Linked DNA regions of Homo sapiens: all the other regions are linked to region 1. Evidence: chromatin loops called from intact Hi-C (ENCODE). Cell type or tissue: Caco-2. All regions are shown on one strand. Region 1 has its middle 29 kb from the start of RABIF. Region 2 has its middle 7.3 kb from the start of TMEM183A. Region 3 overlaps KDM5B (lysine demethylase 5B). Region 4 holds the start of ADIPOR1 (adiponectin receptor 1).

The links. A loop is a pair of places that touch in the nucleus more often than their neighbours do. Peaks named below come from ENCODE experiments on the same cell type or tissue, not always from the same donor. Only the 100,000 strongest peaks of a DNase experiment are listed, where the experiment ranks them.
Region 2: a loop joins it to region 1, with 4 times the contacts of the local background. A loop is called at or near these places in 6 of 110 quality-filtered maps.
Region 3: it touches region 1 in a loop (3-fold over the local background); 24 of 110 quality-filtered maps call a loop at or near these places.
Region 4: a loop joins it to region 1, with 6 times the contacts of the local background. A loop is called at or near these places in 3 of 110 quality-filtered maps.

The regions. Positions count from the first base shown.
Region 1 is chr1:202,856,371-202,864,370 of GRCh38, forward strand. It overlaps the pseudogene ACTG1P25. Among named protein-coding and RNA genes, the nearest start is that of RABIF, 29 kb to the right of the region's middle. RefSeq lists a silencer at 5,278-5,327. In Caco-2, no CTCF peak of the experiment used is centred here; DNase peaks (open chromatin) are centred at 991, 4,541, 5,271, 6,511 and 1 weaker place; H3K4me3 peaks cover 3,008 bases.
Region 2 is chr1:202,996,052-203,004,051 of GRCh38, forward strand. It overlaps the pseudogene MGAT4FP and the pseudogene RPS20P8. Among named protein-coding and RNA genes, the nearest start is that of TMEM183A, 7.3 kb to the right of the region's middle. In Caco-2, CTCF peaks have their summits at 3,405 (motif pointing left) and 3,614; no DNase peak of the experiment used is centred here.
Region 3 is chr1:202,748,138-202,756,137 of GRCh38, forward strand. KDM5B (lysine demethylase 5B) reads right to left here. Exons shown (of 27, transcript NM_006618.5): 11 at 7,134-7,315; 12 at 4,768-4,930; 13 at 2,522-2,641; 14 at 808-1,002. Among named protein-coding and RNA genes, the nearest start is that of SYT2, 42 kb to the left of the region's middle. In Caco-2, no CTCF peak of the experiment used is centred here; no DNase peak of the experiment used is centred here.
Region 4 is chr1:202,953,204-202,961,203 of GRCh38, forward strand. It overlaps ADIPOR1 (adiponectin receptor 1), which reads right to left and starts at 5,109. Exons shown (of 8, transcript NM_015999.6): 1 at 4,982-5,109. RefSeq lists silencers at 4,778-5,337, 5,638-5,687. In Caco-2, CTCF peaks have their summits at 4,961 and 5,161; DNase peaks (open chromatin) are centred at 4,808 and 5,208; H3K4me3 peaks cover 2,048 bases.

The DNA of each region.
Region 1 (8,000 bases):
CTATATAACCAAACCAACAGAGATACAGAAATTCCCATCACCCCGAGAAAGTTCCTTTGTGTCCTTTTGCTTCGCCTCCATAGAGGTGAAAAAAGATCACCTGTCCAGGTGTGGTGGTTCACACCTGTAATCCCAGCACTTTGGCGTACCAAAGTGCTGGGATGGCAACACCCCATCTCTACAAAAAAATACAAAAAGTATCTGGGTGTTGTGGTGTGCACCTGTAGTCCCAGCTACTCAGGAGGCTGAGGCGGGAGGACCACTTGAACCCAGGAGGTAGAGGTTGCAGTGAGCTGTGACTGCACCACTAGTGGCATTCCAGCCTAGGCGACAGAGCAACTCTCTCAAAAAAGAAAAAAAAAAAAAAGATCACCTACAGGAGGTTTGGAGTTCCTAGGGAAAAGATGACTTGGAAAGGCAGTGTTGTGCATACGCAATGGTAGGGATGAGGAAGGACGGATGATTTGCACTCAGAGAGCCAGGCCCTCTCTGTTTTGTTGCCCTGCCCCCTAGTTACAGCAGAGTGGGAGTGGTGGTGGCATCCTGTTGAACATACAGATTACCAGGCCTCACCTCAGACTGGAACCCAGGAACCTGCAGCTTTAAAAAGTACCCCATGTGATGCTGATACAGCTGTTTCTTGGGTAAGAAAATCATCAGTCTATACCAGACACATGGTAGTGACAGTATAAAAGAAGTCTACCCCTAGGAGGTATTTTATTTTCATTCTTGAGGAAGGGAGCACAGAATCCTACTCCTCAGGTCACTTCCAAGTCCTCAGTCTCTACCGAGCAGCAGAGAGTATGTCTAGGCAATCCCCCTACAGCAACAGGGCCAAAGTCCTGGCTCACAGGCAGCCTCACTGGTGGTTCTCAATGCCTCGGATAGGGGAAGGGTGAACTGGTGAAATGGTTGAGTGCTAAACAGGAGCCCCTCCCACCTGGACAGATCTGCATAGGAGTCTAAGAACAACAAGCTGAGCTGCTGTAGAGATGGATCAAAGGTCAAAGAAGGCTTGGATCAGACAGACCTGGCAAAGCGAGGAACCATCAGGGCAGAAGCTTGAGTCCACAAACTCAAGGCAGAGCAGTTTATTCAGGCTTCCAACCCTAGATCCGTACCCAGGACAGAAAACACATATCCCCTTAAGAGAAGCTGAGTGGACTGACAGGCTGGAGGAATGATGTCAGGTACCAGCACAGGCTGTGGTTGCCTCCCAGCCAGGAAGAGGGTTAAGGATGCAACGACCTCCTGTAGGTGCCAGAGGCCTGCTCACCAGTTTTCAGATTCACTCCAGCACCAAATCGATGATCTCCTTCCCCGCAGTGTAGTGGCCACGGGCACAGTTGTTGGCAGCATCTTCCACGCCAGATATCAGCTGTTCAGGGTGGAACAGCTGCCTATAAATGTCAGTTCTTACCCCATCTTGAGGGGAAGAAAGGACAAAGGTAAGACAAGCTGGTTCATTCCCCAAGGGAACGCCAGACACCAGAACCTTTGCTGCTAAGCCTCCCCAGGTACAACTGCTCAACAGAGTGATGATGCACGGCATCTTCTTTTTCTTTTCTTTCTTTTTTTTTTTTTGAGACAGAGTTTCACTCTTGTTGCCCAGGCTGGAGTGCAATCACGCGATCTTGGCTCACCACAGCCTCTGTCTCCCGGGTTCAAGCGATTCTCCTGCCTCAGCCTCCCGACCAGAGACCCACTTCTAAGGCCAGGTCCTGCCTGGGCTTGAGACGGGGAGAGCAGGTGGCACCTTCAGTGGTCCCTTCCCTCTACAGCGACTTCATTGTGCTAGGTGAGGAATCAGAGTGGTGTTAAGGAGAATCTCACTTCACTTTCGAATAGGGTAAGAATACAGACTAATGTAAATTTTCACCATGGAAAAAGAAAAGAAAAAAAAAAGAATACAGACTAATGAAGAAACCCAGTGCACCATTTAACATCTAAAATAACAGCTTTAAAAAATGGAGGAGGGGTAGAATTGTCACGATTAGAAAACAGAGGAGATCCAGATGCAGAAGGGAGGAAGCAGGAAAGCCTCCGGAAGCCAGCAACAGCCAAGTTCACATAGGCCCACATCCTACGTGGGGGGGGCCTATTTCAGTTAAGGCTAAGCAGGAGGCCAGTATGAATGTTCTTGGCTCCCTGCTTCTTACGCAATGGGCCACCCTCAAGAGTCTGAGGACAGGGAAAAGCAAGTTTTAAATTTCTGCTTTTACATCTGCTCCTTTCTGCAGTCTGCGTTCTAGGCCTGATCCCTGACTCCTATCTGGCAGTTTCCTGGCAGAGTTGTGCGAATGATCTTCCTCTCAATATAGGAAGCCCCCAGGACCTCTTCTGAGGACAGAGTCTAGACAAAAGCAATAGACTTCAGACTTCAATGCTGTTCATGGCAGGGGACTGCTTCCATCTCAAGTATTTTCCCCTTAAGCAGAGCTCCCATCTGACATTGGCGCTAGCAAAAACTATGGCCTGGGGGAAGGAGCCCCCACTCCTCCGTCCACTCACCTATGACAGCAGGCTCCAGGTCCACAGACAGCCCAGGACACATGCCTGCCAGGCTGGGTCTCCCTGAAGAAGGTGTTGAAGGAGTTATCACTGCTCCCCAGGGCCTTGTGGCTGGGCATGGTGCCACTGGGCTGGATGTCGTGCTCCAGGCAGTACAGCTCCCAGCAGGCATTGCCCATCTGCACTCCGGCCTGGCCCACATGGATGGAGATGCACTCACACTGTGAGGGTGAGCAGAGGAATATGCCAGGGCATGAGTGGTGTGGAGTGAAAAGGTGGGGACTTGAAAAGCCTTCCCTGGGAGCACCCCTTGTCTTTCCTCCCTAAAGGCTGAAGCTTAGTGTTACCTAGTCCAAAGTTCAGACGACTGGCCGGGTGCAGTGGCTCATACCTATAATCCCAGCACTCTGGGAGGCCACGGCAGGCAGATCACCTGAGGTCAGGAGTTCGAGATCATCCTGGCCAACACAGTGAAACCCCACCTCTACTAAAAATACAAAATTAGCCGGATGTGGTGGTGGGCGCCTGTAGTCCCAGCTACTCAGGAGGCTGAGGCAGGAGAATCACTTGAACCCGGGAGGCAGAGGTTGCAGTGAGCCGAGATCACAACACTGCACTACAGCCTAGGCGAGAGAGCAAGACTCCATCTCAAAAAACAAACCAAAAAACCAAAGTCCAGAAGACTCGGTTCTCTTTCCAAGCCTTCCCATACTTTAAGCCAAACCACCTTCAGGCCCTCATTTTCCTTCATTCACTCAGAGCTTAAGAAGGTGGTTATGCCTAGGTCTCTGGGGCAGGAACTAGAGAAAGCCAAAACCAAATAGCCAAATCCCACTGCACAGTGTCCTCCCTGCTGTTTGGGGTGCCTTGGGAAAGCTCAGAGTCCTGTATTCCAAGACAGGCCCACCAAGAGCTTCTAGATTCAAGCACTGGGGCCTAGAAGAGGAGGTCTCCCATGGGCAGCAACTGTCTCCCCCACATCCCAAAAGGGCAGAAGACTAAGTTCAGACCTGTGGATCAACTGAGGAAGCAGCCTTGGAGTTAGAGCTAGCCTTCTGAAAGCTCACCCACAAACTCCCCTTTTGGGGGGACAGGCACCTACTCTAGACACCTGTCCCTGCCAACTGCAGTACAGGCAAGCTAATCCAAGTCAGTACTCCTAAATTAAGCGTCGCAGCGGAGACCAGAAGACCCACCCTACCTTTCGACTCTTTTCACTCAGGTAACTCCTATGATGGATAAACCCTTCCTCCCTTCTTCTGGTCCTTCACCCAACCCACGGTCTAGGGGGTCAATTTAAAAGGGCCGAGCACCTCCCAGATGTAGAAGGGATCTTCTAGGGTGACAGTAGGCAACAGTTTAACAGTCTTAGGAACTACCCTCTAAGACAGCCTCAGAGCCTTTAAGGGGGCTCAGAGCACAGGCAGGGATCAAGAGGTTTCCGGGGGGTACAGGGACCTCTGTGTACCCACCCCAAGTTCTCAGGCTTTTTTTTTTTTTTTTTTTTGCTTTGATTTCTTTGAGACCGAGTTTCGCTCTTGTTGCCCAGGCTAGAGTGCAATGGCGGGATTTCCGCTCAACGCAACCCCAGCCTCCCAGGTTCAAGCGATTCTCCTGCCTCAGCCTCCCGAGTAGCTGGGACTACAGGCATGCGCCACCACGGCTGGCCAATTTTGTATTTTTAGTAGAGACGGGTTTCTCCATGTTGGTCAGGCTGGTCTCGAACTCCCGACCTCAGGTGGTCCGCCCGCTTCGGCCTCCCAAAGTGCTGGGATTATAGGCGTGAGCCACCGCGCCTGGCCAGTCAAGTTCTCAGTTTTAACAGAGGGACCTCAAGTCCTTGGGCACCAAACAGGAGAAAAGTGGAGTCAAGAACATTCTTTTCAAGGCCCCAAGAGCTTACAGGAATCCCTAGTCAAGTATGGGGCCAAAGGGCGAGGACCTCTACCTCTGGCCAGAGTCGGGCGCCCAAGACAAAGACATTCAGGGGAACAGGTTTTGAACTGGAGAAACCTGTTAGAGCTTCCCAATCATCCTGGACCTTGCCTCCTGCGCGGCAATGTGATCTCAGAGGGAGGCGGGGACCGCAGCTACAAGCGGGCACCTCTTTGTCCAGGACCGCAGCGGGAGAAATACGGGGCGGGCCCTAGATCCCCTCCAGGCTCCAGAGCGCGCTCTGCCGCAGAGCCGACTCCGCTGCCCGACCTTGAGCGCAGCGCACAAACGACCCCACCATGTTCTCGCCCACGCTTTACCGCTCGCCAGCCTCCCTAGTCCCTCAGCGCTTCTGGGGCGCTCAGAACGTTTCTAGCTCGCACCGCCTCCCGTAGGGGAAGCAGGGTAGAAAAGTGGTGCCGGGACTCCTCGGGCGTCCCCGGGCTTTCTGCAGAGCCCACCTTCGCCCTGAACGCCCAAACACCCCTGGCATCCCCGCGCAGCCCACCCCACACCCTGGACTGCCGGGGCGCCCTTCCGTTTTGCGCTGCGGGCCCTTCCCACCGACCCCCCGTGCGCCCCCGGCATCCTCCCCATCGTGCGACACCCTCCCCCGCACAGCATCCTTCACCATGGTTGATCCAGTAGTTGAAGTTGGAGGGTCGCTGACTGCAGACACCATACGGGTCTCCAGCAACACCACGAATCCCAACGCGCGGTTGCTGGCGGGACCTTATAAATCCCCGGAGAGCCGCCGGTTGTGTCTCCTGGCGGGGACTCCCATTGGGTCGCAGCTGGACAGAGATCGGATCGTCCCCCGCGCGACTCTCACTGGGCCAGGCCCCCACCGAGGCCCGCCCCTCTCTCCGCTATTGGCCAGCCGCTTACGAAACAGCCCCGCCGCAGCGGTCATTGGGCAGTTGGTAAAGCCAAAGGGAGGCAGAGTCGGGCGTCCGCGTCCTCCCGGCCAGCTCGACCGTCTTCTCTATTGGGGTGAGTGCTGGGTCTACGAGGTGGAATCTTTGGGGGAAACACCCTCATTCTGTTTTAGTTTTAGGACTTTGCACCAGTGACACCGCTGACCTGATTCGAAAAGTGTGTCGGCCTTGGAGAAGGGTGCATACTTAAGTTCAGCAACCACTGCAGAAGGAAAGATGCTGTGATGAGAACCGACTGCTGGGAGTTTCCAGAGCGGGACAAAATGCGGCTGGGGTGGGTAGGATAGGCAAACAGGCATGGGAAAGGACATTGCAGGCGCCGGTAGTTGACGTTTACTTCCCTTTTGACCGGAGCAACTGCTCAGGTTCAGGTGACTCGGGTTCCTGCAAGAGCAAGGGGTCCGGGCTGGCCAAAGCAGACTGAGGAGGGCCTGTAGGGTGGAGGTGAAAAGGAGGCGTGGGGCCTTCAATGCTAGGCTGGAGAGCTTGCATATAATTTCCCTGGCATATAATTTCAAACCATCGAGGGGTTTTGAGCAGAGGAGTGATGTGATCACTGCAGCATTCTGAGCAGTACTTAGATGTTACTTGTGCATTATTTTTTTCCAGTGGTGGTTTCATATTGTTCCATGCTAAAGAGCATTCACATACTTTTCCCTTTTTCCAAACTTTTCCTTAGCTGAGACGTTTTACTTCGAAATATCTAAGTGTAACAAATTAGCTCCTTTCTTTTTGGGAGGGTTAATTGGTGTTTGGTTTATCAAATGATTGGCCACCCCGCCCAGTGATTACCCTTAGTATTTGTGAGGCACATTCCGGAGGAACCCAAAGCATCGCCATCTCCTCTTCATCCCCACTTCCCAGTGGACAGGTGATTGCATCCAGTTTGTATAGAATCAGGCTTGGAGACTTGAATTACCTGAGGAAAATCTGCAGCTGATATGACTTTCTGCTGATAGAACTCAGGAAGACCCTGTCACTGGCCATTGTGACATCAGACCAGCTGTCCCCTGGATGCCTGCACCCATTTTTACACAAGACTCTAGCCATGTCATTCAAAACTTTCCTGAAATGTTTTGAAACGAAATGCTTGGTCAGGTGACTCAAGAAGGTTTAAGTCCAGAGTGCAGAGGTTAACTTCAAAGTCTGTAAAGTATTCTTTGGTCTCAATCCTTGTTAATGGGCTTCATGAGGCTGCCAGCTCTAAAGTAGACGCCTCTGGTTAGGGGATAAGGTGAGAGAATGTGGGCAAACATCCAAATAAGTGCTTTGAAACCTCATGTATATAGAGTTAAGACACGGCTATTCATTGGCTGTCACTACCCCTAGCAAAACAACTCAAATGTTGCATTTGAGTTGTTGCCTTCGACTGAAGGCAGGCCTATCAATGATTAAAATAAAGCTACCTAGTAATAAACTCAAAACATCATAAACTCAACACTATCATCTCTTGCTTGCCTCACCTCATGAAGCACTCATTCCACCTGCTGGTAGAGTCAGCCAGTTAAAAATGTCTTTCCATTCCTGAGTTGACTCTAACCCAGGGATTATAAATACATTTGAAACAGTGACATTCAGTGTTATTTATGGAAGCTGCACAATCCCCCATCCCCGCCATTGGCAGTGCACTTCTTTACATCAAACTGATGAAAACTAATCCTCTTATAAGCTGTTTGGAGTTATTTCTATTATCCAGACTGCCTTCTATCTTAGAGTTTTATTTCTAACTTTTCCTCCTCCTCTACTCTATATCACCCTACTTAACTCCTTTGCCATTACAGGCACACCATTTTCACATACCTCTTCAGGAATTTAAAATATTCCAAAATTCAAAGAGTCTCATTGTTGCTGGAAAAAGGGGTCCAATCCAGACCCCAAGAGAGGGTTCTTGGATCTCACGCAGGAAGGAATTCAAGGCGAGTCACAGAGTGCACAGTAAGAGGTAGTTTATTGAAAGCTACTCAGTTACAGAGTAAGGTGTCCTTAGAAAGCAAGAGGAGGAACGTGCCATCCCTGTTTTAAACTCTTCTTATGTAGGGGTCTTAACCATGTTAAAGCTAAGTTATGTCTACATGCTGGTGGGCTGACAGCATGACAATTTAGGAGTTTGTTGATTGAAAGAAAGTTATCCTTGGCATTTGAGTGTGTAAGTACCTCAAAGCATGATTATAACTATCTTAAAACCATATATTATTACTCAATGTCAGGACATCTGGACATTCTGCTGTCATAGGAGTTTGTCCTCGCAGGCATTACTAAACTGCTCCCTTAGCCAAAACATCTTATGGCCACGGGTGGTGACTGGCAAGGAATATGCCTTGCTGGTTTTAGATGGAGTTGTTTTTTTTTTTTTTTTTGAGACAGAGTCTCGCTCTGTCACCCAGGCTGGAGTGCAGTGGCGTGATCTCGGCTCACTGCAAGCTCCGCCTCCCGGGTTCACGCCATTCTCCTGCCTCAGCCTCCTGAGCAGCTGAGACTACAGGCGCCCGCCACCACACCCAGAGAATTTTTTGTATTTTTAGTGGGGACGGGGTTTCACTGTGTTAGCCAGGATGGTCTTGATCTCCTGACCTCGTGATCCGCCCGCCTCAGCCTCCCAAAGTGCTGGGATTATAG
Region 2 (8,000 bases), 140 kb after region 1:
GAATTCACAGTGAACGTCATACTGAATAGTAAAAGACTAAAAACTTTTCCTGTAAGATCAGGTACAAGGCAAGGATGCCCGCTTTTGCCACTTCTACTCAACATAGTACTGGAAATTCTAGCCAGAGCAATTAGGCACAAAGAAAGACAGAAAAAAAATCCAAATTTGAGAAGAAGAGCAAAATTTTCTCTGTTTGAAGATGATATGATCTTATATGTACAAAGTCCTAAAGATTCTACCAAAAAAACCTGTTAGAACTATTAAACTAATTCAGCAAATTAGCAGGATACAAAATCAACACAAAAACATCAGTTGAATTTCTATGAAGTAATAAACAGAATAAACACTCTGAAAATGAAATTAATGAAAAAGAAATCTATTTCTAATACCATCAAAGAGAACAAAGTCCTTAGGAATTCACTTAGCCAAGGATGTGACTTGTACAATGAAAACTACAAAATATTGCCAAAGAAATTAAAGAAAGCATAAATAAATGGAAAGCCATCCTATGTTCATTGATTGGAACACTTAATATTGTTAAGATGTTAATACTTTCAAAGTCATCTACAGATTCAATGCAATACCCATCAAAATCCCAATGATGTCTTTTGCAGAAATAGAAAAATCCTTCCTAAAATTCATATGGAATTTGCCTTGAGTAGGCAAAACAGTCTTGAAAAAGAAGAGCAAAGTTGGAGGACTCACACTTCCTTATTTCAAAACTCACTACAAAGCTACAGTAATCAAAACGTGTGGTATTGGCATAAAGGAAGACATATAGACTAATGGAATGGAAAAGAAAGCCCAGAAATAAACTCTAACATACAGTCAAATGATTTTTGATAAGGGAGCCAAGACCATTCAATGGGAAAAGGACAGTCTTTTCAACAAATGGTGCTCTGAAAGCTGGATATGCACACAACATAAGAATGAAGTTGGATCCTTACCTTACATCACATACAAAAATTAAATTGATATGGATGAAAGACAAACTTGAGAGCTAAAACTATAAAACTCTTAGAAGAAAACATAGGCAAAAGCTTCACAGTATTGGATTTGGCAATGAATTTTTGGATATGACACCAAGGGGACTGGCAACAAAAGAAAGAATAGACAATTTAGACTTTATGAAAATTAAAAGCTTTTGTGCATCAAAAACACTATCAACAGAGTAAAACGGCAACCCACAAAGTTGGAAAAAATATTTGAAAATCCTACATCTTTTTTTTTTTTTTTTGAGACAGGATCTTTCTGTGCCACCCAGGCTGAAGTGCAGTGGCACAATCACAGCTCACTGCAGCCTCAACCTACCGGGCTCAAGTAATCCTCACCTCAGCCTCCAGAGTAGCTGGGACCACAGGTCTGCACCACCACATCTGGTTAATTTTTAAATTTTTTGTAAAGACAGGGTCTTGCTATGTTGTCCAGGCTGATCTCAAACTCCTGGGCTCAAGTAATCCTCTTGCCTCAGTCTCCCAAAGTGCTGGGATTACTGGCATGAGCCCCCACATCCAGCCCAAATCATGTATCTTATAAGGGATTAGTATCCAGTTTATATAGAGAACTCCAAACACTCAACAGCAGCAACAACAACAAAAAAACCTGATTCAAAAATGGGCAAAAGGAGTTGAATAGACATTTCTCCAAAGAAGATATATAAATGGCCAATAAGCACATGAAAAGATGCTCAATATCACTGATCATCAGGGGAGTGCAAATCAAAACCACAATGAGATTCCATCCCACACATATTAGGATGACTACTATTAAAAAGAAACAGGAAATAACAAGTGCTGGCTAGGATGAACAAAAGTTGAAATCCTTGTGCACTGTTTGTGGAAATGTAAAATGGTGCAGCTGCTGTGGAAAACTGTATGGTGGTTCCTCAAAAAATTAGAAATAGAATTGCCACATGATCCAGTAATTCCACTGCTGGATATATACCAAAAGAATTGAAAGCAGGGTCTTGAAATAATATTTGTGGACCCATATTTATAGCAGCATTATTCACATTAGCAACTCAAATGTCCCTCAACAGATGAACGGAAAAACACAATGTGGTGCATACATAAAATGGAACACTATTTAGCAAGAAAAAGAGATGAAGTTCTGATTCATACTACAGCGTGAATGAAACTTGAAAATTCCCAGAGCTCTCAGCTAATTATAGTAACTGCAAGTAGAGTGTTTATAGCTAGCATGGAACTCCATTTTTTTTTAATCCTACAGAGCTCCTATGTTACCCAGGAGAAAGGAATGGAGCAGGTATTCCCTGATAGAGGAAACAGTATAAAGATACTAAGGATTAGACTTGGGTCTGGCCCCCAAAATTGACTGGATCATGAAGTGTGGGATTATGAAGCTGAGGAAGATTGTGTTCACCCCCCAACTCATTCTGGTCTGCCCTTGGGACGTGGTACTTGATCAAACCTCTTCAGTTAATAGCAATTCCTTCTTACCTGGCCCCATTGCATACTAAGTCCTGGCCATGCCCCTTATAAGTTAGCAATCTGATTCCCAAACTTTGTTTTGTTTTGTTTTGTTTTTGTTTTTTTGAGACGAGTCTCGCTCTGTCGCCCAGGCTGGAGTGCAGTGGCGCGATCTCGGCTCACTGCAACCTCCTCCTCCCGGGTTCAAGCGATTCTCCTGCCTCAGCCTCCTGAGTAGCTGGGATTACAGGCACCCGCCACCATGCCCAGCTAATTTTTGTATTTTTAGTAGAGACGGGGTTTCACCGTGTTGGTCAGGCTGGTCTCAAACCCCTGACCTCGTGATCCACCCGCCTCGGGCTCCCAAAGTGCTGGGATTACAGGCATGAGCCACCATACCCGGCCCAAAACTTTGTAAGGCTAATAATTTGCAAAAGCAAAAACAGCATTTATCTGGACTGATGCCCATCTTAAACAGAGTGGAATAGGGAACACAGGTTATAGAAGGAGAAAAAAGAGCATTGTCACCGTGAGAGTAGCCAGAGAGATAATGAAGAGAGCTAAAAAAATGGAGTATCATCGTAAAGATGATTTCAAGAAGGATGAGATCTCATAGAAATATAAGAAAGAGAATGTAGAAAATGCAATGAAGAGGTCACTGGCTACCTTAAGAGTAGTTTCAATGGACAGGTGAATTTTGAAGCCCGAGTCTGGTGACACAAGAATTGTCTAGGTGCTGAAGAAACAAAGACAATGGGCAAAAGGTGTTCTTATTAGTCATGGTAGATAGAGGAGGGAACAGTGTTTGTCATGGAGGTTTTCAGGACAGAGTAGACTTGTGCATGTTTGTAAATTAGAGAAAGGAGCCTATAGGTGGGAAAAATATGTTCATTTCTGTAATTCCTGATGTGCAAATTTTTGTAGACTCAATTATCACGTACTGAGGCTATACTGCCCTCTTGTGGTGCAGAGTGCCCAGAAACTTTATTCTAAATTAGAAGTCTGCAAACTTGCTGTAAAGGGCCAGACGGCAAATATTTTAGACTTTGAGGATCATTCGGTCTTTGTCATTATTACGCCTTGTAGAGTGAAAGGAGCCACAGATAGCTCTTTGAGGAAGACCTGGTCCCAGCTGTACCGGAACTCTGGTCCACCCGCTCCTGCAACTGACTCGCCGCTGTTCACTCTCCAGAGGAAATCATGCCACAGACGCAGCTTTTAACAACATGAGAAAGACATCCCTGGAACCACAAGTTAATTCACTGAATTAGAATTACCCTAACCGGCCAGGCGCGGTGGCTCACGTTTGTAGTCCCAGCATTTCGGAAGGCCAAGGCAGGTGGTGGATCACTTGAGCCCATGTTCAAGACTAGCCTGGACAATATAGAGAGACTCTTTCTCTACAAAAAATACAAAATTTATTCGGGCGTGGTGGTGCGCACCTGTGGTCCCAGCTACTTGGGGGGCTGAGGTGGGAGGATCTCTTGAGCCCAGGAGGTCGAGGCTGCAGTGAGCTGATATCGCGCCACTGAACTCCAGCCTGGGCGACAGAGCGAGACCCTGTCTCTGAAAATAAAATTACCCTAACTAGCTGCAACCTGACATCCCTGGAGAAGATGTGTGCTGACTTGATCAAAAGTGCAAAGGAAAATAATCTCAAAGTGAAAGGACCATTTTAGATCCCTACCAAGATTCTAAGAATCACTAAGAGAAAAACTCCTGTGGTGAAGTTTGTTTAAGACTTGTAAGAATCCAAGATAAATCCCCATAAGAATCCACAAGCGACTCACTGACTGACACAGAACTTCTGAATTGCTAAATTGATTACTTTCATCAGTATTGAGCCAGCTGTTGAAGTCACCTCTGCACAGGATTAATCAATTTTCTTTAAGTGATTATCAGTTGGTTAAAAAAGAAAAAAAGTAGCCACAGATAATACATAAATAGGTAGGAGTATTTCAATAAAACTTTATTTACAAAAAATATGTAGGGGTCAGATTTGGCCTGCAGCCTCTGGTTTGCTGGCCCTTGATCTAAACCTGTGTTCTCAATATTTGGACGGAACATTAAAGTCATCTGGGGATTATTTTTGTTTGTTTTTAAGAGAATAACTCCTGGTCTTGAAGGATCCTCCCTCCTCAGCCTCCAGAGTAGCTGGAACTACAGGTGTGGCCCACCAGCCTGGCCCTCTAGGGATTGTTTTAAAATAATGCGAGTGCCCAGGCTACACCTCAGACTGATTGAATATGAAACTTTGGGTGTAGGGCCAGGTCACTAGTACTTTATAAAATGCCACCACCAGGGAGGGAGTCCATTGTGCAGTCATGGCTGAGAGCTACTGATTCAAATGAATATGCTTCTAGTTTTAAGTGCAGCCCACCTTTATTGAGTGCTTATTATGTGCCAGGTGCTGAGCTAAGAGCTTTCCATATATTGTATTATCTCATTTAATCCTTAAAGCAACTCTATGAATTGGGAATCATTATGAAGCTCATCTTATAGATAAGGAAACTGAATTTTTGTGAGATTAAGTAATCTGCTCCAGGTTATGTAGCTATTAAGAGAAGAACAGTGATTGAAACTGAGAACATCTGCCTCTAGAGCCTGAGCTTCCCAACGCTAGGCTACTCTATTTGTTACTATTATTTTTAACTGAAAACCACTGAGAACTATGTGAATTGAACTATTTGTATCATATACTATATTTTATTTTTAAAATTTATTTTATAAAATAGAGATGAGGTCTCACTATGTTGACCAGGCTGGTCTCAAACTCCTGGCCTCAAGCAATCCTCCTGCCTCGGCCTCCCAAAGTATTGGGATTACAGGTGTAAGCCACCACACCTGGCCATATACTATATTGTATTTTATTTTTTGCTTTTGAGACAGTCTCAGTCTGTCACCCAGGCTGGGGTGCAGTGGTGCGATCTCCTGGGCTCAAGTGATTCTCATGCCTCAGCCTCCCAAGTGGCTGGGACTACAGATGCCGGCTACAATGCCCGGCTGATTTTTGTATTTTTAGTAGAGATGGGGTTTCACCATGATGGCCAGGCCGGTCTTGAACTCCTGACCTCAGGTGATCTGCCGGCCTCGGCCTCCCAGAGTGCCAGGATTACAGGCGTGAGCCACCGCGCTCGGCATCAATATACTATATTTTAAATAAGGTGGGTAAAGTTAATCACAAGCAATTTTCCCTAGATTTAATAAATGCAATAAATGCAGTTTTTCTAGTGCCACAGCTGTTTTTTTTTTGTTTTTTTTTTTTTTTTTGAGATGGAGTCTCACTCTGTCACCAGGCTGGAGTGCAGTGGCGCGATCTTGGCTCACTGCATTCTTCTTATGAATCAGATTCTTCTCAGATCTTTTCCACAGCTTTAGCACATCATAGAAATTCATTGTTTAAGTACGCTTTCAGTTTGTTTTCTGTTACAGGTTTTCTCTTAGTTTGACTCCACGTGTACTAACTGTTACACGCATCTGTATAAGAGACCACCTGAGCAGGCTTAGTGTGAGCAACAAGGCTGTTTATTCACTTGGGTGCAAGTGGGCTGAGTCCGAGAAAGGAGTCAGCGAAGTGTGGTGGGATTATCATTGGTTCTTATAAGTTTGGGATAGGCCGTGGAGTTAGGAGCAATTTTTGTGGGCAAAGGATGGATGTTACAAAGTACATTCTCAAGGGCGGGGAGGATGTTACAAAGTACATTCACAAGGGCAGAGAGGACGCATTGTCACAAGGGCAGGGAGGAATGTTACAAAGTACGTTCACAAGGCGGAGGGGGAGACTGTATTGTCACAAGGGCGGGCAGGAGCGTTACAAAGCACATTCACAAGGATAGGGAATATCACAAAGTACATTATCACAAGGGTGGGAGAATGTCACAATGCCTTGACCATGGTGTGGCCAGCTCAGAGGAACTTACACTTAGACTACTAATATTAATCAAAGGCAAAAGTTCAGTATGACTCTTTTAATCTTAGAGGCAGTATAAGACAGTGGTTTTTATTTTTATTTCTTATTCTTATTTATTTATTTAACAGAGATGGTGTCTCACTATGGTGACCAGGCTGGTATCGAACTTCTGGCATCAAGTGATCCTCCCATCTCTACCACCCAAAGTGCTGGGAGCCACTGCACCTGGCCAAGACAGTGTTTTTTCCTGCCTCAGCCTCCCGAGTGGCTGGGACTACAGACATGTCCCAGCATGCCTGACTAATTTTTTTTTTTTCGTATTTTTAGTAGAGATGGGGTTTTACCATGTTGGCCAGGGTGGTCTCGAACTACTGACCTCAATCATCCACCTGCCTTGGCCTCCCAAAGTGAACAGTGTTTTTTTAATATATGAACTTTGGAGATAGTCTGAATTCTAACCCTGCCACTTGTATGTTAGGTACTAACTAGTCTTAGCATTTTAATAAACTGGAATGGGTTGCCTTCCTTCTGACTCTATGTATTCTGTCCTAATGCAGTAGAAGCAAAAAGGAATCAGTCACCTAAGGTGTTTTCAAATAACAACTACCACAACTTTTTCACCACTATAATAATAGCTGAGAGGCTTACTATGTGCTATTTTTAATGCTTTTTATGGGTTAATTCAATTAATTATTTCAACAACCCAGTGAAGCAGGTGTTTTTATTATCTGAAATTTACAGGCAAGGAAACTGAGGTTCAGAGAGGTTAAGTAACTTTTCCAAGGTCACACAGATAATAAATGGCAGAGGGAAGTTTTGAATGCAAGCAAGTCTGACTTCACAAGCTGCACTCTTGACTACTTTCAAAATATTGCTTTTTTATACTAAACTGCCTTCAGTAGGAAATCCCACTGTCATGTATTTATTTATTCAAACCGAAGGGATACTTTTCCAATACCTCCAAAGCAATGATTCCCAGGCTTTAGGGTTTCACAGGCTATTAAAATTTGAAAGAAAATTATGACAACCAACATAGATTTGCCATCTTTAAGTTTTCAAGATAAAGGAACCTTAAAAAGCAAACACCTCCTGTGAGCATTTACTATTAGTGCAAAATAAATAACAACCTTTTTTTTTTTTTTGAGATGGAGTCTCGCTCTGTCGCCCAGGCTGGAGTGCAGTGGTGCGATCTCGGCTCACTGCAACCTTCGCCTCCTGGGTTCAAGCTATCCTCCCAAGTAGTTGGGACTACAGTCACCCGCCACCATGCCCGGCTAATTTTTGTTTTTGTTTGTTTGTTTTTTAGTAGAAACAGGGTTTTACCATGTTGGCCAGGCTGATCTTGAACTCCTGGCCTTGTAATGCACCCTCCTCGGCCTCCCAAAGTGCTGGGAGTACAGGTGTGTGCCACCGTGCCGGGTCTAAAGGACAGTTTAATACCAAAAAAGTAGGGTGGACATAATCTAGAAATATAGCATTCGAATGCTGTATATATTTATCTGCTGTCCTTGAATTTCCCACTTTTCTGAGGAAAATATTTGAAAACAACATTTTCCTTTCACTTTCTTCCTAATAGCTAGGTTAAGCCACTTGCATTTAAACATAATAACAATTTTAGTAACTTTTACTTGTCTTCCTAGCAAGAACTTGTATCTTCTGGT
Region 3 (8,000 bases), 110 kb before region 1:
AAAGCAATTTAATGAAGAAAAGATAGTCTTTTCAAGAAATGCTGCTGGAAGAACTAGATATCCACATGCAAAAAAATGAACCTTGACTCATATTTTTGAAAAACAAAAATTACTTGAAATAGATGAAAGACCTAAATGTAAAACTTCAAACTATGAAATTCTAGATGACTTTGTAGGAGAAAATCTTTGTAACTTTGGATTAGGCAAGATTTATTAAATAGGAAACCAAAAAAACATGATTCACACAAGAAAATAATTAACAAACTGGACTTCATCAAAATGAAAAACTCCTGCTTGCTGAAAGACACTGGTAGGAAAATCAAAGACAAGCCACAGACTGGGAGAAAACATTAGCAAAACACCTATCTGATTTAAAAAAAAAAAAACTGGTATGCAGAATACATAAAGAATTATTACAAAAACCAAATGTTTTAAAAAAATAAAGGGCAAGCCGGGTGTGGTGGCTCACGCCTGTAATCCCAGCACATTGGGAGGTTGAGTTGGGTGGATAGCTTGAACCCAGGAGTTTGAGACCAGCCTGGGCAACATAGTGAGACCCTGTTTCTACAAAACATTTTTTTTAAAGGGGCAAGACATTTGAACAGCTACTTCAAAGAGACATATGTACATGTGGCAAATAAGATAGTGAATAAAAATTAAAACCACGAGATACTACTATACATCTATTACAATGGCCTCAAAGAAAATAGGCTTTAAAAAGACTGCTTAAAATGATATTAAAGTGCGTAAAAATTTTACTAAATAATACCCAATGACAACATGCAGTTGGATTTCCATAAGCCTTACCAATTTACGGACAGTTTCTCTTAAAGCTTTCTCATCCTCAATCATAATGGCCATGTCTTTCTGAACAGTTGAAGCCACTACAACATCTAATACATCAGCCTTGGAAGCCATCTTGCAGATCATCTCATCGTGGGAAAACACACAATATCGATGAAGCAAGCGATAATGCTCCACACACTGTCGGCCTAATGGCAGCTGTATCAAAACACGGAAAGAAAAAAATAACATTCATCTTTCTTCTATTTCCAAACACCTCTGACCCATTATTATCAAATTACCAAACATCACACTATGGGTCTTAACACGTATCATTTACCAACCCTAAAACCAGACTCTGGGCCAGGTAGATGGCTCACACCTGTAATTCCAACACTTTGGGAGGCCAAGCCTTGCTTGAGTCTAAGAATTGGAGACCAGCCTGTGCAGTATGGTGAAATCCCATCTCTACAAACAAATATAAACATTAGTCGGGTGTGGCGGTGCACGCCTGTAGTCCCATCTACTCTGGAGGCTGATGTGGAAGGATTGCTTGAGCCTGGGAGGTCGAGGCTGCAATGAGCCATGATTGCACCACTGCACTCCAGCCTGGGTGACAGAGCGAGACTGTCTCGAAAAAATTTAAAAAACAAACAAAACACCAGACTCATAAAATTCCTAGCCTAGGCCCTATTTATCTTTGCATCCCAAAGATCTGTAATCTTACATATCTTAATTAAAAAGTGGTTAAAAAAAAAAAAAAGACCCAGCATATTAACAATGTATGAGTATCTACAACAATGTAGAATCTAATTAGAAGTATGACCTTATATATTTCCTGAAATAATTGTGCTGAACTGGTATGATCAACCTACTTCAGGGAATAATACTCTGAAAAACTACTTAATGGGAAATAAGTATAGATATAGCAAGTGCCATTATAACAAAGTTATAATTCATTAGCTTTAACACCACTTAATCTAGAACTTTTTAGGTAAATGAAAAGTATTAATACAAATATAAAAATTAAACTTTACAACTAATGAAACCAAATGTGTCCTTAAATTGCTGTACTGCAGATAATGTAAGCTAGTACTATACAAAGCCTTTAGACTGGAATTATTTATCAGTTTGCAATGAGATACTGAGCTTCAGCCAGAATGTAAATCAATAGACTCCATTCTTCATCAACAAAGTCTTGCTACAAAAGAAAAAACATCAGCTGAACTAAGCAGTATGCTTAGGTAATTCATGCTTGATTTACACTGTGGTACAAGTGCTTTATCTCATTGTGGACTGGTAAACAATTTGCAGACTGACCAGCTGAGCAGTAATGGGTCAAGGCAACTATCCATGTGACATTTATTTATTTTTTTGAGACAGAGTTTCAGTCTGTTGCCCAGGCTGGAGTGCAATGGCGTGATCTTGGCTCACTGCGACCTCCACCTCCTGGGTTCAAGTGATTCTCCTGCCTCAGCCTCCCAAGTAATTGGGATTACAGGCGCCCACCGCCACGCCTAATTTTTGTATTTTTAGTAGAGATGGGGCTTCACCATGTTGGCCAGGCTGGTCTCGAACTCCTGACCTCAGGTGATCTGCCCACCTTGGCTTCCGAAAGCGCTGGGATTATAGGCATGAGCTACCGCACCCAGCCCACATGACACTTTAAAACATTATATTCCATTTCCTCAGGAAAAACAATAAATTTGAAAAGGTTAACTACATTGTAATTACATACCCAATCAACAGTGCAGAAGTTAACAGCCTCAGCAAAATTAAAACCCTGGTTAAAACCACTGTGGTAGGCTCTTGGAAATGTAATCACAAACTCCCCAGCACACTGATTAGTTCGGTAAACCTAAAGAGACAGAAATTGAAGATTTTTGAGTTTCTTAAAGAGTGACATTGTTACTAAAGACAATCTGGACACAGTCTATTAGATAATTTTCAAAAAAAGGCAGCTTTCTGAAATTGAGCCAGAAAAAACAAATTATTATAGTAGAATATCACCTAGAGATACTAATTTATGTCACAAGATGGAGCAGTATCCCAGACTACCAAAGTTGATTAGTATCTGAACACAAAACAAAAATGTGCCCATATTAAGGTTCAAGGTATAACTTTTAAAAACAGCTGCAATTAAGAATATCCTAATATATTATTATTACCCCTCAAGTAGCATCTTCTACCACCAATTAAAGCAATCCCACTCTATTTCAAGAATCTCATAACATACAGAGGTCCTCCTCATTTGGAACTCAAACTTACCTCCCATCATTCCCTTCTTCCTACCACCACCCTCACCCCAAAAGTACCTATATTGCTCTAGGCACACAAATCCTTATACTGAGCTTATTATTATATAATAATATTAGATTCCTTTTCAAGCATCTACATTTCTACACCAATGCTTACCTAGTGTACGGTCCCCCAGAACAAAAGCATCAACATCCACTAGGAGCTTGTTGGAAATGCAAATCCTGAAGCCCCACTCAGACTAACAAAATAACAGGATCAGAAATTCTAGGGGTGGAGACCAGCCATCTGTGTAGTAATACGGCCTTCAGGGTTCTGTGTAAAGACTACTACCCATCACAGGAACACCATATCTTCTACTTGGAATACTTCCTCCTTCCCTGACTCTGCCAAACATGTGATAATTTATCAGAGTTCCAGCTCCTACTACAGATGTCATCTCATTTAAGAGCCCTTTCTGATTCTCAATAGAGTTATTAGATCAGTCTCATAGTTGTCACCACTGTCAAACCACACCACCCTTGTATTATCTGTATAAACATTATCTTTTACTTCAGATAATGAATCCCTAAATGCACAAGGAGTTCATTCATCTATCTCTGTAGGTCCAGAATCTAACTCCAGAAAGTTTGCTCAATTATTAAAGAACCAGGGTCAGGTCTCAATTAAAGCAATCTACTCTTAACAAATTGGAAAAAACAGTCAACATGAGGAAAGAAAAATATTATGAGAAGAAATACCAACTATGAGGAGATGGTGAGATTGTGGTGCTTACTGGTGATTACTTTCTAAGCTATGGTCCATGCATAATTTATAATGCCTCAAATGAAAGTCCTTTCTGTTGTCTCCATTGACTAGCCTATGAACCCAAAAGCATAAACTTTAGGTCACAACAAGTTCACTTTAACACTGTAAATGTATCATTTACATTTTATTTAGCTAAGATGGACTCTTCATACATTTCAATATGGCTTCCCAAATGTCTTCAGAGTATTCTCCAAAAGGAAGCCAGTATAGTTGTGCACCATGTAACAACATTTTGGTCACAGACAGACCACATATCAATGGTGATCTGTAAGATTATAATACCATATTTTCACTGTACCTTTTCTGTTTAGATACATTTAAATACACAAATCCTTACTATTGTGTTACAGCTATCTAAGGTATTCAGTACAGTAACATGCTGTACAAATTTGTAGCCCAGCAGCAATAGCCTACACCATACAGCCTAGGTGTGTAGTTGGCTATACCATCTAGGTTTGTGTAAGTACACTCCATGAAGTTCACATGACAACAAAATCACCTAGCAACGCATTTCTCAGAACATATCCCTGTTGTTAGGTTTCCCATGACTGTATAGTTGTCACTTCATTTAGCAACCTCTAGACTTTTCAGTCAGACTGGGCACCCTAAAATACAAGCTCAAGACCTTGAAATAGATTTTCACTTATAAATACACTAAAACCAATGAATTGCAATTATTACTTGCAAAGGAAGGCTGTTTAGCAATCTAGTTATCAGCTGCAACAAATTAGTTTTTGTGGTATCTAAGGATCCAGTCCTACTGAGTAAATGTACAGTACTGCAGCAAAACAGCTGTTTCTGCTATCAAGTCATGCTATGGAAAACACAGAACTAAATCAACATCATAAAAAAGTGAATAAAAAGGAAAAAGAGAAGTGGTGAATTAAGCTTGAGTGGCAGGAGGATTAACCCAGAACATACAGGCACTTCATGAGTCATCAGGGTATTGGGGTTCATGATGGTCACAAGCTGATGGAGGAGATCCGGCTGGGACACAAAGAGTTCTGGAGCTAGTTTCTTCATTACATTTTCTAGCTGCTCAGCAGCATACCCTGGGACTCCATACCAGGTTTTTGGCTCACCCCTGGAAATAGATTATAAAAATAAATCAATCTGCAACACCAACACAAACAAAATGGGTTACCAGTTCATATTTTTCAGACTCGGCTTTGTAAGACTACGCAAAAAAGGAATCCACAAACTGACGAAATATCATTAGAAATGTGAATGTGAGCCAGGTGCTGTGGCTCACGTCTGTAATCCCAGCACTTTGGGAGACTGAGGCGGGTAGATCACGAGGTCAGGAGTTCAAGACCAGCCTGGCCAACATGGTGAAACCCCATCTCTATTAAAAATACAAAATTAGCCAGGCATGGTGGCAGGCACCTGTAATCCCAGCTACTTGGGAGGCTGAGGCAGAAGATTCACTTGACCCCAGGAGGTGGAGGATCCAGTGAGCAGAGATCACACCATTGCATTCCTGCCTGGGTGACAAGAGCAAGACTCCATCTCAAAAAAAACAAAAAAGGAATGTGATGTGAACATATGTAATGCATTTTCCCCCTTCAAGTATGAACAGAAGACTTTCCATCTGAACATCTGAAGTCCCTCTCCCCACTCTCATTTTTATCTGACTCTTTAGAAAATGCAGACACCTAGAATTTCTCTTTTGTTGTTGTTGTTTTTTTTTTGTTTTTTTTTTTTGAGACTGAGTCTTGCTGTGTTGTCCATGCTGAAGTGCAATGACGCAATCTTGGCTCACTGCAACCTCCACCTCCCAGGTTCAAGCAATTCTCCTGCCTCAGCCTCCCGAGTAGCTAGTATTACAGGCGTGCACCACCATGCCCAGCTAATTTTTGTATTTTTAGTGGACACGGGGTTTCACCATGTTGCCAGGCTGGTCTCGAACTCCTGACCTCAGGTGAACCGCCCGCCTCAGCTTAGTGCTGAGATTACAGGCGTGAGCCACCATGCCCAGCCAATATCCAGAATTTCTAAGAATATAAGGTATCGTATTCACTTCAGGATATGTTGTTATCACAGTTTCCTAAAGCAACCCACAAGGGTAAGGCAACTTTCCATTTTTCTTTTCCCTTGCCCATTCTGGCAGACGAAGTTAAATCAAACACTAGTAAGGCAATTAGCATTTCTAAGGAATTCTTATTCTTCAAAGGACTTTAAATTATCAAACAATTTATCTGTATCATCCCTGCGAGGTATGGTAAATATAATATTCATTTTACAGCTGGGAGAAACTGCCTAGGGAAGCAGAATTAATTCTATACATATATATGCCAATTCTCTTTCTTGTGGTACATCCTCAAATTCCTTGTGTGAGGATTTGAGTGAGTTACAGATTTTCAAATATTTTTATATTTAGAAGAAAAATAGAGAAGAAAACAGATGTGAAGAAATGGCTTGAAGAGTTTAAAAAGTAAAGAAGCCCAAATATCTGCACATCCCTCCCGCCTTGCCCCCTCAATGTGCACACCAAGATAAGGCTCACTCTACTGTGCATAGTGATACCTGAATTCAACACAACAAAAGAGAGGCTAGTCATTACACAGACCTGGAGGACACTGTGGTACCTACTATAATTCACGCTTCTCCCAAAGGGGTATCCAGGCTAGCACTGCCACCAAATGGGATTTTCTATAGTAAAAGTAACTTTTATTTAGAATATGCTTTTTCTATAGGTAAATACTTCTTTTTGTTTTGAGGCAGAGTTTCGCTCTGTTGCCCAGGCAGGAGTGCAATGGTGCGGTCTCTTGGCTCACTGCAACCTCTGCCTCCCAGGATCAAGTGATTCTCCTCCCTCCACCTCCCAAGTAGCTGGGATTATAGGTGCTCACCACCACACCCAGCTAATTTTCATATTTTTAGTAAAGACGGGGTTTCTCCATGTTGGCCAGGCTGGTCTCGAACTCCTGACCTCAGGTGATCCGCCCATCTTGGCCTCCCAAACTGCTGGGATTACAGGCGTGAGCCACTGCACCCGGCCTAGACAAAGACTTCCTTACTTCAGATAAAAACTACCCTTCCCCCAGAATTACGTTGTTCTTGCAAAGTAGTGTGTGTGCAATTTCAGGGAATTCATGGATGCTCTAGGAATCTTAAGAACCACTGTCTTAACTTGTCAGGATGCCTGTTCTAACAGAAGTGAAAAACCTTAGGGAAAAAAGTAGTTCAATGCTCTTCAGACACAGTTAAGACACATCTGCACTGAAAAGGAAAGTTTTCCTATCCAGCATGCATACTACTCATGGGTTCTTTTTGGAACTTCTCACCAGTGCAAGTAGTTAATTGAATAGCTCCAGTGGTCTTCAATGTGCCAACAGAATGAAGAAAAGCACATTCCCACATACAACCAAGGAAGTTTCATGCCACATATATCAGCAGTAATATGTGCAAGGACAGACTGCTCCATCACTGGCATGTTGTTCAAATTCCAGCCACTATCAAGATACTCCTAAAAATAAGAAGACAAAAGAGGATAAAGGTTTAGCTATACAATGCTAACGTTTTAGAAGGCCAGCTAAAAATATTATCCTTCAAAATAAAAAAAGAAATGTGGAAGAGGAGGGGCCACCATGCTGACCTTCTAGGATGCCCAGAGATTCGTTTTGCCCAGTTTTGAGCTTTGTATAAATGGACTCACACAGCACATACTTCTGTATCTGTCTCTTTTTAAATATATATAGAGGAACATAAGCCATGAGTCCACTTTAACAAAGTTCAAAATCAGGCAAACTAATCTATAGTGTTAGAAGTCAGGATAGTGATTATCCTGAGGGCATAGTGCTCGTCCTGAAAGAGGAAAAGTAGTGAAGGAGAGCGGGCGAAAAGGGAACTTCTGGGGTGCTGGGAATATCCTATTTCTTGTTTTAGTTAGTGCTGGTTACATGGGTGTGTTCAGCTTGTGGAAATTCATCAGTCTGTATACATATAACTATGTACTTTTCTGATCATATGTAATACTTTCAAAGAAAACTACCAAAAAAAAAAAAAAATCACACTTTCCTACCAAGATAGAAACAGAACTCTTCCTAAGAGTTCGCTAGTATGGAAAAAAATACTCAAAAATATTAAAGTTTGAAAATAAATAGACCTGGTCTCAGGCCTTCAGGTTTTCTTCAGAAGGAGAAACCAAGGTT
Region 4 (8,000 bases), 97 kb after region 1:
AGCAGCTTTACTAAAAAATACTTTATATCGCAAGCAAAAAAAAAAAAACCAAAAAACAACTTTATATCACAAGCAAAAAACATAAATATTTTTGGGCATCTTAGATAAATCTGAAAAGAGGGGCACACTTAGCTTGTTACTTACTAAGTTACTGTTGGAAGTAACTTAGATCAGGCTACCAGGGCAGAAACAAAACAAAACAAAACAAAATTCTGGTTCTGAGATGCAATACATGGATCATAAAATAATAAATATACTTTATTTTAGTTAGAACCCATTTCAAAATGAATGAATGAATGGGGCAGATTCCAGCTTGCCAGCATATGACTTAGCTTCTAGCCACTTAGATAAGGGCTTATGTGCATTTTCTTGTGCTTGTGGTGGCTTCTCTTATCCCTTTCCCCAGAGTAAGTCAACACATTCATTGAATATTTAGCAAGTGTATTTAGGACTAGCACCCTAAGGCATTCTAAGACACTGTGCAAAATACAAGACACTGTGCAAAATACAAGTTGAACAAGTTATAGTATTGTTTTCAAAGAGCCAGATAACATAGGTAGTTTGTGATATGCACAAAAATAAGTGATACAATTTGATTGCTCCAGGAGGGCAGTGGAGGGAGAGAACCCCTCAACTAGAATGGTCACACACTAAATTTAGTAACTTTGAGTGCTATGTAACTATTTTACTAGAGGCAATGAGAATAATATAGAGAAAATTTAAGTTGGGCAATTAGGGTCCAAAGATCATGTGCAGAATCCAGATTGGCATTCTTACTAATTTCATCATTTGATCTGAAAAGTTTTTATGCCCTCAAGTCTTCTGGCTATCATCAAAGTCTTTTCCTTTTTCAGTCCAAATCATTTACTATTAGTTCTTCCGATTCCCTCTAGCTCCTCTATCACTAGCTCCTATACCACCTCTCTACATCTTCTAGACCCAGAGTCACCAAAACCTGAGACCCCAGTTAACTCACAAACCAGCCATCAGCTACAACTCATCATACAAAATATATCATCATGCATTAAAGTACATACAATGGAGGTCAATGGAGATCATGTCATCATAGTGAGCAAAGTCCATTGTCCAGTTTGGTCTTCTAAACTGTAGTAACACAGAGACAGGAAAGGGAGAGATAGGGATCGGACGTCTGGCAAGAAAGAAGAGCAAATAATACTAGGATCTGAAAATACCACTTCTATGGGGTGGATCACTCACAAACAATGGAGAATTACAAGTGTGTTTTAGTCTATGGTGTAAAATCAGAACAAACCCCTAAGGTGTTAGAACGATCCTAGGTGAGCCAACCTTCTGCCAGCTTTCTATGTCCTTACGTATTTTAGAGGAAATGCCTTTCCCCTCAAGCTTGCCACACCCAATACTGCAAATTATATTTGAGCCAAACTCGACTGAGTGCATTTTTGATGAGATTTCTTCAACTCAAGCTAATAAACCTTTACCACTAAGCTTTCCAACTGGGTAAACCTAGGATATTAGAGAGTAAAGCTGTGGAGCAGGGAGGTTGTTTGTACTCCTATAAATAAGATAATCCTGTGCCAAACATGGGGAAAAGATTGATTTTTAATCACCAGCCAGTTAGCTGGAGAGTTATTTCACTTATAGTTTTTGGAGACATTTATATTGTGAACCAATTCCCAAGTTTTCCAGGCTACGGCACACCTTTCCTGGAGGCAAAGACACAAAGTTTCTAAGAGTTTAGTTCCTGGGCCTTTAGAGAGTCTATGGGTAGCCTCTATCCATACCTAGCTTGATTCTTGTCCTAAAGCAAGACCAGTCTAGCAGTATAGATAAAGAATACAGCCATTTTTCCCCTATCTACTGTCTCTTAGGCAGGATAATTTCACAGCTTTGTTGGAGAAATATGAATCAAAGCAAAGGCACATGTTTGAAATCACCGAACTACAGTATATAGGGCCTCAGCTCTCCTACTCGATGCCAAGCGTCCCAGACTCTGAAGTGGAAAAACAGTCTGACTTCCTTTGTAGCTCTTCCCCAACAGAAGTCTTTTTTTTTTTTTAAAAGGGTCTTGCTCTGTCATTCAGGCTGGAGTGCAGTGGTGTGATCTCAGCTCACTGTAGCCTCAATGTGCCAGACTCAAGCGATCCTCCCACCTTAGCTTCCCAAGTCTTAGTAACCGGGACTACAGGCATGTGCCACCATGCCCAGCTAATTTTATTTTTTTGTAGAGACAAGGTCTCACTATGTTGCCCAGCCTTGGCATCCCAAAGTGCTGGGATTACAGGTATGAGCCACTGTGCCTGGCTGAAGAGGTGTTTTTGAGCCCTGACAGACAGGCAAACTTTGCTAATGTCATGACAAAAAAAAAAGTGAACAGTATACAGGCATATGAAGGATTTTAATGCCAGCCCATTTTTTCTTTTTGGAGTCAGGGTCTTGCTCCCAAGTTCAGCCAGTTCCAGGCCCAGGCTAGAGTGTGTGGCACGATCATAGCTTACTGCAGCCTATACTCCTGGACTCAAGCAATTCTCCTGCATCAGCCTCCCAAAGTGCTGGGATTACAGGTGTGAGCCACCGTGCCCAGCCAATGCCAGCCCCCACTTTTATTTTTGGAGACAAGGGCCTTGCTCTATCCCCCAGGGTGGAGTGCAGTGGCATGATCTGCTCACTGCAACCTCCGCCTTCCAGGTTCAAGCAATTCTCTTGCCTCAGCCTCCCAAGTAGCTGGGATTACAGGCACCTGCCACCACATCCGGATAATTTTTGTATTTTTAGTAGAGACAGGGTTTTGCCATGTTGACCAGGTTGGTCTCGAACTCCTGACCTCAGGTGATCCACTCGCCTCAGCCTCCCAAAGTGTTGGGATTAGAGGCATGAGCCACTGTGCCCGGCCTATGCCCCCAACATTTCTGAGCAGGAAAATGGGAATCAACTTTTAGCATGGTGAGAGGAACAAAATCCAGGAGGTGACATTAGGGACAAATGGACATAACAACGTTGATGAGTACTGGTCCAAGAAAAAAAACTCACCATAATTCACAAAGCGTCTAGATATAAAGACGACTGCTTATCTTACCTGTGTGATAATAAGTAGATGGGACAGGATAATGTAGCAGGAGTGTTAAAGGGTTTCAGTTTGGCTTTGTATTAGAAGTCAAAGGAAATTTCCTATGGGAATAGAGAACAAATACACTGGCCTAGAAAGAAGGGCAATTTCTAACCTTCATTAATCTGAGAATACCGATTGATTACTTACAATACGCATGGTGTTGTGGCCACAGAGACAAGGCAAAGAGGAGTCAGAGGGTTGAAATGGTTGTTGGCCTCTAAATGGGGGAAATAACTTTCCTAATATCACTACAAGGCTTAGTGCCATTATGTGCAGGAGGAATTCAAAAGAAAAGTGCAACTTTAGTTGAAGTGATCAGAAAAAGTTTTGTGGAAGATTTTATGACAGGAGATTGATAGATAGAGATGGAAACAGGGCATTCCAGGAGGGTATATGGTGTGAACATGCCATGAAAGAACACAGTCCCCAGGGCAGTAAACAATTCATTTTTCCATAGAGTCCTGGAAAGGTAAAATGAGGCCAGACTTAAAAAACTGAAAATAGCCTAAAAGCCTACTTAAGGTGGTGTACTTTATAAATCAGCAATGGGGATCAGTGGATTAATGTTGCTCCCTGTTATTTTTCTGAGATTCTCTCCTACCTGCAGGCAAAGTCTTGACCATTGAGAATAGAAAGCTTTCAGTTTCTACTCTACAATTAGGTATAGTTTTGCGGAGGTCTACCATAACATGGGCCTTCACAGGTAACATCAGTTTTTATGACTGATTTCCCAAGTGCAAATCACAATATGGGTACATAAAAGTTATTCCTGGAGTAAATACATTTAGTAGCTGCAAGCCGGTACCCTGACATTGCAATCTGTTTAGCACCACCCTAAATTCCTGGCAGTATACAGATAGTATACAACCTCAGGAACCGAAGTTGCACCATCGTAGCCTACCCAACTACTAGGAAAAGAGAAAAGCAGTGAACCGACCCCACTATTACTTCATTTCAGAAAAGAACCAGCCATTACAATCATTTGTTTTGTAGATGGCAGCCTATGTATTCTCCGCTGTATTTTCTAGCCCGTCTTCTGAATCACTTGAGGGAAGTACTATGGTTAATCTAGTAAAGTACCATGGCCTCCTAGCGCTCCTTTGACATCTGAAACGGTGTAAACTGAAATTGGCCTTGTCAGTTTCCCATTCTCCCAAAGAGCACCAGAAACTGAGGGAAAAAAAACACTTATCTATTTTCTTAAAAATCGAAGGCTTGAAGACCAAAATTCTCAAACAGAAGATAGAATACATCAATCCTAGATACCTAAGGTAATGAAATTTCATTTTCCCCCAAAGTACCTTCGATTCTGCCCCGCATTTCAGCCTTCAGGATTACCTTAACCCTGCAGAGCGATCACCAACCTCCCTTCCCACCCCATCAAAGTGAGGGCACTGTCAGGACTTGACCTGCCAAAGATTGTTGGTGGAGGAACCTTAGGGCTTCCTGGCAACCCAATGCGGCTGTTCCCCGCTGAGAGGCGGTTCGCGACCTAGGCCCGCAGCCCTCCCTCCCCACGCGCGGCGGCCTCGGGGCCAGGCTTAACTCTGGCTCTCTGGTCCCGATCTGGGGAACCCATGCATCTCCACCCCGTGGGGCTAAAGGCGCAGCACTCACAGGACTGCCGGGAGTCGGGGGACAGCCGGGGACGAGCGCCCACCGCACCTAGGCCGCCTCGGAGGCGGCGCGCAGTGGGAGGGGCCGGAAATGTTTACAACCTGACCGGCTGGATGCCTGGAGGCCAGGCGGCTCCTTGGCTGGGGCCCGAGCCCCCTGGCAAGTCGGAGCGGGTTCCCCCAACAGCTGTCTCCTCCGCAGGCCTGGGTCGGGGCCCCCGGGGTCCCCGCGCTCCCGCCGAGTCCCTGCCCACCGCGCAGCCCCTGGGAGACTTACAGCCGGGCAGGCGGGCTCTGCTGGGGGCCGCGGTCCCCCGCGCTACATCCCGCGGCGCTGGAGGCGGCCTGCGGCCGAGCGGCCCCGATCTTCAGCGCCCTCCCCGCGCCGGAAGGGGCGCGCGACCTCCCGCGTCACCTCCGCAGCCGCGTCACCTCCTCGCGGGCTCTGCCTGGGCCCTCCAATCCTAGGCCCTCTCGCGGAGTCCCAATCACAGGCCCGCGCCCGCCGGCCACACCTCCCGCCCCGGGCCCCGCCCTGCTGCCCCGCCTTCCCTGCCGCCTGCCCACCTCCCCGCCGCAGCCAGGTAACCTCCACCCGCCCCGGGGTAGAGGACGTTCGTCGGATTCTACACTCCACCTCGTTATCGCAGCCTGAAGTGCGTGATGGAGAAGAAATTTCAGAGAATGAGACAGAACGTCGGGAGGGAATGCTGAATTTTCTACCATACACCTTATCTCATCTCCTCTGTCCCCAAGGCTAGTCGTTTCACCTCTGAAACACTTCTTAATCTCTTCTTCAACCGCATGGTCCTTCCTTCCCTTCCACAAACTATTTATTGAGCCCCTACCATGTGCCAGGCCCTGGGCTAGACCTCAGTCTGCCTCCTGTTATTTTCTTATCAGAGAGCAGAATTGTTTCTAACTACTCTTGCTGGTGAACCCGTGCCCCAGTTCCTGCTCCCACAGGCACCTAGAGTGCAGATCGCGAGACAACATAGGGTAGTGCAGCCCTTGTCTGAACCACACAACACAGAAGGGGATTTCAGGGTCTGGCCATTTTCTCATTTCTCCCAAGAATGAAATAGTATTATTTTATTCCCACTTTTCAGATGAGGTAACTATCATTTGGAGGGGTTCACTAATATGCTCAAGGTCACAGACTGGCCAGGGACAGAAGCTTGGCTCTATGTGACTCTAGAGCCCCATGCTCTGGAGCCCCAGATACAGCAATACACAGTTGCTGAAAAGCAGAAAAGCAATGTCAATCTTCCTCTTGTGAGCAAACCTTTAACTCACAGGATTATCATAAGGATTAAACTATCTGATGTAGATAGAGTACTTGGCACAGTACCTCAATATGGCTGTTAACTCAAAAAAATTTTTAATTTTTCTTTTTTAGGGACAGGTTCTTACTGTCACCTAGGCTGGAATGCAGTGGTGCAATCATATCATAGCTCACTGTGCAACTAGTGCCATTCTAGAGGCAGAGAAAGTGACTCATTGTAATCTGATATAGGTGCTTCAGGGACGTGGGGTTAATTCTCTTGGTCCTAGTTAAAAGCATGGGCTCTGGAGTCACATAGAGCCAAGCTTCTGTCCCAGGCCAGTCTATGATCTTGAGCACATTACTGAACCCCTCCAAATGATAATTACCTCATCTGAAAAGTGGGAATAAAATAATACTATTTCATTGGGTCTTTGTCAGGATTGAGTGAGATAATTCATGCAGGCTCTTATTATGAGGCCTAGCCAATGGTAAGTGCTTTATAAATGTTAGCTATTACCGTGTTGCCATTTGTATAAAACCCTCAGAAACTTTTCACTGTCCACAGGATTGAGTCCAGGTTTCTTCAGCATAGTGTTTCGAGGCTCTTTGCGAGCTGGCTCTAACTTCTAAGGCCTCATCATTCTCCATTTTCCCTCTGGCATGTTGGGCCTTGGTGAACTAGTTCTCTGAAGTGAACTTCTCTTTCATTCCTCCAGGCTGTTGCACATGCTGATCCTTCTGTTGGACTGCCCTTCTCATTGTCTGCTGCAAGATGCCAGCAGTTTACAATGCCCACTTCTAGGTTTGACTTTGGCCTCAGACAATCCTAAATTCACATTTAGGCTCTGTCAGCCACTGACCAGCTGTATGACCTTTGGTAAATTATTAATCTTCAGCTCACATGATTATCATAAGGATTAAATTATGTGATGTAGATCGAGTACTTAGCACAGTACTTGGTACATGGCTGTTAACTCAAAACCATTTTTGTTTGTATTTTTAGGGACAGGCTCTCAATCTGTCACCTAGGCTGGAGTACAGTGGTGTGATCATAAGATCATAGCTCACTGCAGCCTCGAACTCCTGGGCTTCACGGGATCCTCTCAACTCAGCCTCCCAAGTAGCTGGGCTACAGATTCGTGCCACCATGCCCAGTTAATTTTTTATTTTTGTAGAGATAGGGTCTCACTATGTTGCCCAGGCTGTCAAAAATGTTACCTCTCTTTCCCCCCTTCCTCCCTTTCTGAATCTTTCTCAACCTCTTCCCAGCTGCACTTTGTATGTACCTCTGCTATGGTATTAGTCACACTGTTATAATTATTTGTCACTTGTTGGCCGGGCGCAGTGGCTCACGCCTGTAATCCCAGCACTTTGGGAGGCTGAGGCGGGCGGATCACGAGGTCAGGAGATCGAGACCATCCTGGCTAACACGGTGAAACCCCATCTCTACTAAAAATACAAAAAGTTAGCCGGGCGTGGTGGCGGGCGCCTGTAGTCCCAGCTACTCGGGAGGCTGAGGCAGGAGAATGGTGTGAACCCAGGAGGCGGAGCTTGCAGTGAGCCGAGATTGCGCCACTGTACTCCAGCCTGGGTGACGGAGCGAGCCTCCGTCTCAAAAAAAAAAAAAAAAATGTCATTTGTCTGTCTTAGACTGTGAGTTCTTTGGGGGTCTAAGACCAGTGTTGGTCACACTTTTATCCTCAGGGCCTCGCATAGTGCTTGGCACATGCCAGATCCTTAATAAACATTTGTATGTTGAGTGGATGAGACAAAAACCCATGCAAGACAAGGAATGGTGATCTTCCACGCAGGAAATTCTCTTTACAAGCCTGCTTCACTATCTGAGCCCAACGTTCCTAAGCAAGATTTTCCTTCCTGGAGGTGAGGTGGCTGAGACTGTGTTACAGAGCCCAGTGCCATACACATATTAGCTGATCAAGAAATGTTGGATGGAACACCACCAACAGAATTTACTGAAGGTTCTGCCCTGGGGAGGAGTGAATTCTGAGGGTCCCACAAATCTTTCTCT